2 separate regions of the Homo sapiens genome follow, and region 2 is linked to region 1. The links are chromatin loops, found by intact Hi-C in ENCODE. Cell type or tissue: endothelial cell of umbilical vein. All regions are shown on one strand. Each heading gives the region's core, and the rest is flanking DNA. Links, peaks and the distances in the headings are about the cores only.

Region 1 (5,386 bases), core at 333-5,332:
GTTCAATACCAGCCTGGCCAACATAGTGAAACCTCATCTCTACTAAAAATACAAAAATTAGCAGGGACTGGGGGTGCATGCCTGTCATCCCAGCTACTTGGGAGGCTGAAGCAGGAGAATCACTTGAATCTGGGAGGTGGAGGTTGCAGTGAGCCGAGATCACACCATTGTACTCCAGGCTGGGTGACAGAAAGAGACTCTATTTCAAAACAAAACAAAACGAAATGAAAAAAGAAAAGAAAAGAAAAGAAAAAAGAAGAGGGAGGCAGAAAGGATGCTCTTCAGATTCAAGGCCATGGCAAGGGGTTTGTGCTCAAATTGCAGTTTTTGAAATGCAAGAATTTCCTCTTTGGGAGCTCAAATAGTTCATCATATGAAATTATGATTAAGGTTTAAGGATTTTTCTTAAAATGGGAGTCAAAAATGCTTGCCAACGTTTGGCTGATCTGGTGAAAGCAGCTGTACCACTTAACTTTCACCAGGGCCCAGTGACTAGTAATTCACAATTTGTGGTCCAGTGGGCTCTCAAGCTGGAAGGGACCTTAGAGATGATCCAAACCCACTCCTTTGGCAAACGGAGAAGCAAAGGCACAGAGATCCACTTCAGTCCCTTCTCTGTCCTCTCCCTGTCCCAACTAAGTGGACAGAGAGCTCTGCTCTCCATTTCTCTCCCTATTTGCTTCTCTGCTATCTTCTCCATAAATCCACTTTTCTACCTGCACAGTCTCTGACTCTACATCACTCAGAGTTTAAGTTGTGTGCTCCCGTGGGGTGTAACCATCCATCTATTTATCCATCCATCCATCCATCCATCCATCCATCCATCCATCCATCCATCCTTCCATCCAGTCTCCTGTTACAATGTATCTAGGTTTGGAAGGGTGACACCCTAAACCATGTGTTAGCTACTTCTTCATCAATTACTTGAAGCCCTGCTTTGGACCAGATCCTACATAGGTGACACAAAGCTGCATAAACATGTCAAGGAGTGCTGGGCTGTTGAGCTGAACAGGAGGTGGAATATGATGAATGTCATAAAATAGGCACCAACAAAACGCTCAGGGGGTATTCTCGGGGGAATTCAGAGCAAGTTTTGGGGATGAGTGGGAAGAAGCTTGGAGGGGATCCTGAGGGGCTGGGAGAGAGGATGAGACTCTTTCTTTTATTTTTGAGACAGAGTTTCACTCTGCCTCCCAGGCTGGAGTACAGTGGCACAATCTCGACTCACCGCAACCTCCGCCTCCCCAGTTCAAGCGATTCTCGTGCCTCAGCCTCCTGAGTATTACAGATGGGACTACAGGCATGCGCCACCATGTCCAGCTAATTTTTGTATTTTTAGTAGAGATGGGGTTTCACCATGTTGGCCAGGCTGGTTTCAAACTCCTGACCTCAAGCGACCCACCCGCCTTTTTCGGCCTCTCAAAGTGCTGGGATTACAAGCAGGAGCCACTGTGCCTGCTCCAGAGACTCTTTCTTACCCTGCGTGAGCTCTGCTAGACTGGAACTCAATGGCTGGGGACCTGAGACTCAAACCATTATAGGCAGAAAGAGTCTTTAAAGTCTTTGCATTTTAGCTTTATAGGTAAAGGCACCCTTACCCTCTCTTTCCCCAACAGCTTAAAGAAAAAATAAGTCAACGTTTCTCTTTGGAGTCATATAAATCCTTTCTCTCTATGTATGGAACTAAATGGCTCCCTGAGAGGCAAATACCCACTTCATCATGGACAAATTCAACCTGAAATTAAGAAGCCTGCCAGGAAATGGCCTAAAGTTATCCAGAGCTTCACTTAGCCTTGTAACCCTGACCTATGTCCATGTCCCTATGTTATCACAGATGTCTTTATTTCCTCACAGATTTTGCCTTACTGATACCTCAATTCAAATTGTCAAGGTAATTAAAAATATGTTATATAATATACATACTTGAAGTGCATATACAAGTTTAAAATAGCTTTGTTACAAACAGACATTTTCTTTCAATAAAACTTATTTTGTTCATCCAAACACACTTTGGGCACCAACTTATACCAAACATTAATAGGGCACAAATGCCAGGAGTCACTGGAATGAAGCATGGTGTACCAGTTTTCTGGAAAACAAGCAGAAACTGTGCCTCCTCCCTGCTGGAGGTGTTTCCTTTTTAGAAACAAGTCTTTGAGACTTGAAACCTATTCTATAAATCAAGTAATCAATATAAGCTTTATGGCAAACTCCCTTAAATTCCATGACAAGGAACTCTGAGGCATGGTCTCAATGCTTTTCTTGATTGATATTGTCTGAAATAAGGTTCAGTAAACCTTCGGCCTTGAAAATATTTTAACCTGAGGCATGTGGCCTGTATTTGCCTTTCCTCTGGTGCTTCCAGCACTTGGTGGGCTGTGTTCCCTCGTTCTTCAAGCTTGCCCATGGATTATATAAACGACTTCAGAGCAAGACCCAGAGAAGTTTGATGACCCTTTCTAAGCCAGGCAGTGAGTTGGGATGCCTGAGCCTGGCCTCCAACATCACAAGTTTATCAGGTGGTCATTCATACCATCTTGGGCTGCGACGGACCTAAGATGGCCTATTTTGTGCCAAGGCTCTTGTTTTTCAGATAAGGAAACCAAGGCCCAGAGTGGCTTTTCTTGATCATCCAAAGCTATGGAATCACAGATTCTTAGAGTTAGAAGGTACATTAAGCCTTTAGTTATCCAGTTTCACCTCATACCCAAAGGAGAAACACTTTCCACACACTCTCTGCCAGGTGATCATCCAGCCTCTCCTTGCACGCTTCTTGCACTGGGGAGTACATAATTTTTTTCTGACTTTTCTGTTTACGGACATGTCTAATTGTTGTCAAGTTCTTCTCTATAATCAGAGGAAACCCACTTTCCTGTTGCGTCCACTGACAGCTGCATTCCAGAGATTCCAGAACAAAACCTGGTGTCTTCTGGGTTCCAGAAGGGTTGCTCTTCCCCTGGCATCCCTTAGCCTGACTGAACCATTATGTTTCCTGGAGAGTTAGGGCCAGATTGACTTTCAGTAGCATGGCTTAGCTAGCTATGTTTATTTATTTTGCTTTCATTTATTAATGATAACCATCACCTTCTATAAGTCCCACCCATTTCCCTTCCTTTTCTGACGTGCAGAAAGCTCTTATTAGAACATCAATGAGTTCATTGCACTCTTTAAAATCAAGGTTCAGAAAAAAGCTGGAGTGTGCTTCTCTTGACAAGGCTGCTTGAGTATAATCATAGCTCTGTCACAAAATATGCAGGCTTATAAGGGGTTGTCAAATTTTTTCCTGAAGTGGGAGATGTTTGGGAAAAATTTTTTTGAAAGTTAACTGAAAAGGAACAAAGAGAAAAAATCAAGGACTAAATGATTTTATGCAAGTTTTGCATAGCTACAATTTGCAAACTTTGCTTTGATTAATGAGAATGCAGAGGACTCCTGAAAAAGAGAAAAATGAAGTTTTGAGCTGCACACGTAGTCATGAGTCTTGACCTTTCCATATGATGAGGTTTCTATTATCTTAACCTGGTGAGGAAGCAGATAATATGAATGAACTGGAAGTATTATTTTTCAGCCATCCAGATTCGAACTTCTTTTTCTGAAAGGAAAGATATCCAAGGTGGTCATTTAATAAACATGCAGGTTTCTTTAAGCAATGTTCTGCTCAAATGATTCCAGTTATTACATTACATTCCACTTCATGACTTTGGAGGACTTCTGGATTCTTAAGCATTAAACTTTTTGAAAAAAGTTTCTTTTAAAGCTATTTGGATTTGTATCTCAACATAAAGGAGGAAAATTCAGGTCTTTTTGAGTTCTGCAGACGGAATCAGTGAAAGGTGTCCTGGTTTTCTTCATTTCTCAGGCAAGGCTCTTGGATTTCCTGTGGACAGCTGCTTGTACCTCCGAATCCTAAATGGATTCCTCTCTGGCCTAAGCATCCGGTTGCTTCAAGGGCCCTCACAGACACAGCTCCACATCACATAGCCTTTGGAGGAGCAATTTTAAGGAGGACACGCTCTAAGTAAGCCTGGCACTGAATGGTTTTTCTATGGCTCTCAGATTGTGACAGGGACAGTCCTGGAGTCCCTAGGGCATTACTATGTCCGTGGGGCATTAATGCATCATTCCCTTTCTTTTGAAGTGGAATCTCCCATGCATGCACTCCAGTGATTATTAAGCCTCCTGTGGCCGCTCAGCTTAAGATTTCAGATCTCTCCCTGGCTTAAAATGCACTTTTCATTTTTTCGCCAGCCCTCTTCTCTCACCCCTCTTTGCCCTGAATTAGAAGCATATCAGCCGACAGAGTCACAGAACCTTAAACTGCCCACATGGCAAATTTCTATCTTCTAGTTCTCCAGTTAACTTCTTCTTCCCCTTTCTTTTTCGCCAAACACCAAGGCTAAATGAGATCGCTGCCTGGGAAGAGCATGAAAACCAGCTTACCCTTTCCTCCAAATGAGAATGCAATCCCACCCTTTAAATTTCCCAGCAATTGTAATGAGGATTATGAACAAGCACTGCAGACATCAATTTTCAAATGAAATGTAAGAAGAACCCTTTTAAGTTCCTAATCCTAATTGTAGACTAAGGCAGTATTATTGGAGTTGGTTTTAAAAACCAGGTTGATGATGCCTCAAAATTAAGTTATATTGTACCAGCACATGCAAAAGAAAGGGACATCAAAGAGGGAGTCAATTTGGATGGCAAACAGAAATAAATGCTGGGCTGAGACATTGAAGACATCTGGCCTTTTTGGAGCCCAATGTTTATTTCTTAGGTGGGGACAGTTAGAGACTTTCATGAGAGCTGGCTGTGGCTTTGTTATGACCTCCTCTCACTACTGTGAGTTTAGTTCTGTGGCTGTCTCATTTCCAGGACTGAAATGATGTATTGCTTGTTTAATTTGTTATTCTCTGTAACTTTTTTTGCATTTTAATAAACAAAAGTAGTCTTTTAGGGAAGAAGTCAAGGTTGATCTAAATGCATACAGTCAGAATTAGACTAATTTTTTTTGTACGTAAGTCTATGCACTCTTCACTTGGATGAAATCCCTAAAGAATAACATTTGGTGAAAATGAAATGGCAGAACAATAAAGTAACATTTTATGTATTCAAAAATATTTACATCAAGAGGATTTCTTTATAGCTTAAATTTAATAGAATTTTTAGCAAATTAAGCAGAATTTAGGAAGTGTAGTTTCAGCAGTGGTAAGAATCAAATAGCTTTCCTAGATTATAAAAACTTTGACTATAAGTTTTATCCAAAGATTCATGTTTTCAATTTTAAGCAATAAAAGAGATCTTTGGGGCCAGGTGTGGTGGCTCATGCCTGTAATCTCAGCACTTTATGGGGCCAAGGCGGGCAGATCACGAGGTCAGGCGTTCGAGA
Region 2 (5,386 bases), core at 161-5,160, 51 kb after region 1:
CAGTCTTTTGGACAAATGTTTCTGGGGTAACTGTATATCCACATGTAAAAGAATGAAGTTGAACCCCTACTTCACACCATATACAAAAATCAACTCAAAATGGATCAAAGACCTAATTATAAGAGCCATAACTAAAAGACTTTTAGAATAAAACACAGGGGTAAATAATTATGACCTTGGATTTAGCAATGGATTCTTACAACAACAAAAACATAAGCAACAAAAGGAAAAAATGGACAAATCAGTCATCATCAAAATTTAAAACTTCAATGTATCAAAGAACATGATTAACTAAGTATAAAGGCAAGCAGAAAAATGTGAAAAATCATTTGTAAATCATATATCTGATAAAGAACTTGTACCTAGAATATACAAAGGATTCTTACAACTGTATTATAGAAAAGACAACCCAATTAAAAATTTGGCAAAGAATACTGACACTTCTCAAAGATATAAAAATGGCCCATAAGCACAGGAAAAGGTGGTTGACATCATTAGTCATAAGGGAAATGCATATCAAAACCACAATGAGATGCCACTTCATATCCAGTAGGATGGCTAGAATTTTTAAAAAATGAAAAATAACAAGTGACGGTGAACATGTAGAAAATTGGAACCCACATATATTTCGAGTGGGAAGGTAAGATGGTGCAATTGCTATGGAAAATAATTCAGCAGCTCTCAAAAAATTAAACATAAAACATATAACTCTACAATACCAATTCTAGGTATCTACCCATGCCAAATAAAAATGTATGTCCATGTAAAACCTGTGTATCAATGCTCACAGCAAGATTATTCATAACAGCCCAAAATAACAAAATATACAAAATAGCCAAAACACAATCTAAATATCAATGGTGAATTGGTAGATAAAATGTCATATATTCACACAACAGAATACTATCCAGCAATACAAAGGAATGAACTACTGAAATGCTACTTCACACATGAACTTTTCATTATGTGAAATGAAAGAAGCCAAATACAAGAAAATATATATAATTCTATTTAATAAAATGTTTGGAAAAGGCAAATTTATAGAGACAGAAAGTAAATTAACAGTTGCCTAGGGATGGGAGGGGACAGGGACTATCTGTAAGTGGTCATGTGGGTTCTTACTTGGGGGATGAAATGTTTTAAAAACAACGTATGGTTACAGTTGCAAAACCTGTTAAATTTACTAAAAACTAGTGAATTATAGATTTGCAATGGGTTAACTTTATGATACATAAAATATAGCACAATAAAGTAACTAAAAAATATACACAGAACACTTACAAGATCACATACAAATAAAAACATGCATTAAACGTATCACAATGGCTGCTTATAGGTATGCTAATGTAAGGGGAGTGAGAGTTGGGGGTATGGGGAAGTAGGAGAATTTATAATTTAAATAAATTATTCTAAATGAGAAGGGTCTGCATGAAACAATGTTCGTGAGCCATGAATGAGAATATAATCAATTCAATCCTCTGCAAATGAGGTCTTAAACAAAAATAAAACACAATAAATATTCTTGTATTTTTAAAAGGAAAAAATTCCACTTTCCATTTCTGCAGACACCATATTAAGTCACAGAATATAAAACAATTTCAGGTAACCTAAATTTGTTGTGATTATACTTAAATGCATAAATATTTGAAATGGAGCACATGGTCAATACTCGAAAACCCATTAAGTTGTAAAGCAAGAGAAATGACATACAATTAAAAAAGAAGGACAAGTACTCCCTGAATGTTGCAGGCTGGCTATTTTACTAATTCAATACACCATTAGAGGTCTAGCCCCTCTGACGAATTATAGACACATACAACCCCAAAAAGATAATGATAAAGAAATATTAATCATTAAGAATTTAGTAATTTAAAAAACCACTTTTCCCTAAAATATACACCATGGAAACAGTCCTATAAGCAGCTCTGCCTATAAAGGGCTCTCTGGTCAAATAAGTTTAGAAATGCTGCACAGATATCCCCCCATTAATGCACTCAACAATACATTAGCATATTTAAGTCTGGAAGAAAGTCTGCAAGACTTTAAAAAACACATCTGCTTTAATGTATTAACCCACAAAATCTGTTTTTCATGTAACACTTTTATATTGAGGAATACACACTTTCAAAAGTGCTTCCTGAAACAGTATTATTTGCTCATAAATTCATCCAACAAATATCTGTTGAACACCTACCATAGGCCAGGTCTTTTCTAGGTGCTAGGATTCAGTAGTAGACAAAACATATTTCTAGCCCTCAGGAAGACTTACAGTACAGTGGATATTATTATATATTATATGTATTTTTTTCTACTATGTGTATATAAGTGAAAATATTGTCAAATAAATGAGAATAAATGTCAATACTGAAAGAAACAGTGAGAAAAACAAGGCAGTATCTGAAACAATGTATTTAGACAGGATGAGTATGATGAACTTGGTTACTTATTTTCCAAACACATGGCAACTTAAAGACCAATGGTTTAGCCAAAACAACCATCAGGAGGAAATGTCTGAAATAACCGAGTACATCTACAATGGAATGTGATACAGTCATATCATTCAGGTGACTAACATGCAAAAAAAAAAAGTTAGAAAAACCTGCAAAACATTATGTATGCATAGCATCATTACATTTGTTTAAAAAATTCTCTACAAAAAGGCTTTTTAATATCAATTTATTTTTATAAGAGTAGAAAATTTCCAAAAAGACACACACTTTAACAGTGGATGGTTACCTCTGGGAAACTGGAATTGATGGTCAGGGGACTTTTTTTTACCTTTATGTATTAGCTGACTTTTTAGAAATAAGGACACATAATAAAATCAAACAAGTTTTAAGACGAATTGGCTAATCAGTATTTCCAGCCAAAGCATAAAAGTTGAATAGAAGCAGGAATGGTAGGATTTTTTTTCTAGTTTGAGAAAATTCAACTGAAAAAGGACAAAGGATCATTGTAAACTAGTGGTTAGGAAGATACTTCAAAATGAGGAGCTTTTGAGTGATTAGGGACACAGCCTTGAAACAAGGGTTAAAAAAAGAACTGAATGGGGTTTTCTTTTGTGACAAATACATACTGACACAAATAGAAACAGGATACTTGAGAATAAAACTAAAGTACGTACCTCAAGAAAAGCAGAACAAGGACATTGACATACATAAGAATCACGCTTTAACTTCAAATATTTAATGTAGCAAATACATTTCCTTTTTCTGATTGTAAGTATTAAAACAAATTTAAAATGAAAATTACCTTTCTTATAAGGTGGTTTTCAGTGTCTGCCACATATATGATATTATTCATTATGGCTACACCCTGTGGAGAATTAAAAGTTGATTCTGAAAATATTCCATCTTTTCTTCCAGGGTTGGGTCCTAAAATAAGATAAAATTTGCCACTTAAGAAGTGATCTCAAGGTAAAACAAAACAAAACAAAACAAACTTGTATTTAATGCTGGGATTTTAATATAAAAAAATGGTATGTCCATCTAAAAACTAAAATGTTCCCCAAGGAACATTTTTCTTAAGAGTGAGTTTTGCTAATGACAGGGCTCATAGTACAATTACTAGTGCACTTAAGCATAGTAGTATATAGCGAAGAAAATAATTTTAAAAGCATTCTAATTATCCATTACCTAGACTACAAAGATTTAAAAATAACTCCAATTGTTCAACAGATGAATAATTTTTAACAATTTTGAAAGATATGCTCCTTGGATAATACAATGAAAATTATGAGCCCTTTCCCTAGAAAAATACACATGGCCAAATTGTTGTAAACAATCCCAGATCCTGAGGACCACTGAAGACTCTCAGGAGTCCAAGGACCCCAGATTAAGAATCCTTCTTATCTACTATTTCACTTTGTCAGAAAGTCCTGCGATATATCATACACACTGTAAGAGAGAGTGATTCTAGTCCACCTCTCAGTTTTTACAATTCATGTAGAGTTTCAAGGGTGGAGAATATAACACAATAAAATGTAACTATTATTTCCATGGCCAGCAGACAAGCCATTCAAGGCCTCTAAATCAGCAGTTCAAACTGCTTTGTGGAACTCCATTGTCCTAGGCAACCATAAAAAGGTAGTGTAACAGAGTGGCTAGAAAACAAACCCAAGGCCTGGCACAGTGGCTCACGTCTGTAATCTCAGCACTTTGGGAGGCCGAGGCAGGCAGATCACTTGAGGTCAAGGGTTCAAGACCAGCCTAGCCAAAACAATGAAACCCCATCTCTATTAAAAATACAAAAAATTAGCCAGGCATGGTGGTAGGCACCTGTAATCCCAGCTACTTGGAAGGCTGAGGCAGGAGAATTGCTTGAACCCAGGAGGTGGAGGCTGCAGTGAGCTGAGATCATGCCACTGCACTCCAGCCTGGGCAACAGAGTGAGACTCCATCTTTAAAAAAAAGAAAACCAACTCAAGAGCCCAATAGACCTTGTCTAAATCCCAAGTCTGTCTCTTTCTAGCTGGTGATTTGGGAAAGTTCTTTGTGTCTCAGTTTTACTTCTGTAAAATGGAACTAATTACCTAACTCATAGCATTGTGCAGGCAAAAATGAGTTCATACAAGTAAAATGTTTTGAATAATGCCAGACATATAGTGTCTACTGTACCTACAATTGTTAATAATACTATTATTGTGTTGATATTGATAAGAGTTCCCTGAAAAAAAAGGGAGAGTTCTGTGGTTACATGAGATTGGAAAATATTGTGTACTATACCCCCCCATAAGGAAAATTAGGAGAGTAAAAAATTTGGGAAATATTATGATACCATCACCAATAAAAATCTGATAACATTAAAAGTGTTTCCTGAGTGTATCTGACCAAAGAATTCTTTTTTAAAAATTAAAGAATAACTGTATCAAAAGATAACAGTATTTCTAGAACTATGTTTGGGTAGTGTAGCTTGCTGCTGGTTTCTCTTTTAACAAAGAATATTCACCTACACTATTTTGAAAATCACAGAATCTATTAACTTTTAAAACCACTTAAATTCAAACTGCTACAAAAGACACTTTTTGAGTAACAATTCAATTCTCGTAACTGCCTGTCATAAATCAAAATACCAAGTAGCCAAAACAAAACAAACACCACAAAACACAACACATACTGTATCTTGGTATATTAAGAATAACATCAGGGCATAGGACCACAACTAGCTTTTTTATATTAGGAACACAGACATTTCTACTTTATGTACTAATGCTGCATATATTACTAAAGCAGGATTGCAAAGAAATGAATTACTTTTGTCTTTGACTAACATGCTGTCAAATGTCAGCTCAGTTTAGATAAGAAAGATTAATAAGAATGTACTCAGTAGAGTTTATTAATTATGTAGATGTAACCAAGAGGTAGTTTTAGATCTAAGACCAGGGAGA

What was found. A loop is a pair of places that touch in the nucleus more often than their neighbours do. Peaks named below come from ENCODE experiments on the same cell type or tissue, not always from the same donor. Only the 100,000 strongest peaks of a DNase experiment are listed, where the experiment ranks them.
Region 2: a loop joins it to region 1, with 2.7 times the contacts of the local background. A loop is called at or near these places in 1 of 110 quality-filtered maps.

The regions. Positions count from the first base shown.
Region 1 is chr10:113,928,447-113,933,832 of GRCh38, reverse strand. No RefSeq gene overlaps it. Among named protein-coding and RNA genes, the nearest start is that of NHLRC2, 76 kb to the right of the region's middle. In endothelial cell of umbilical vein, for the core only: no CTCF peak of the experiment used is centred there; no DNase peak of the experiment used is centred there; H3K27ac peaks cover 1,986 bases.
Region 2 is chr10:113,877,562-113,882,947 of GRCh38, reverse strand. It overlaps NHLRC2 (NHL repeat containing 2), which reads right to left. Exons shown (of 11, transcript NM_198514.4): 4 at 3,253-3,374. Among named protein-coding and RNA genes, the nearest start is that of NHLRC2, 26 kb to the right of the region's middle. In endothelial cell of umbilical vein, for the core only: no CTCF peak of the experiment used is centred there; a DNase peak (open chromatin) is centred at 2,487; H3K27ac peaks cover 1,764 bases.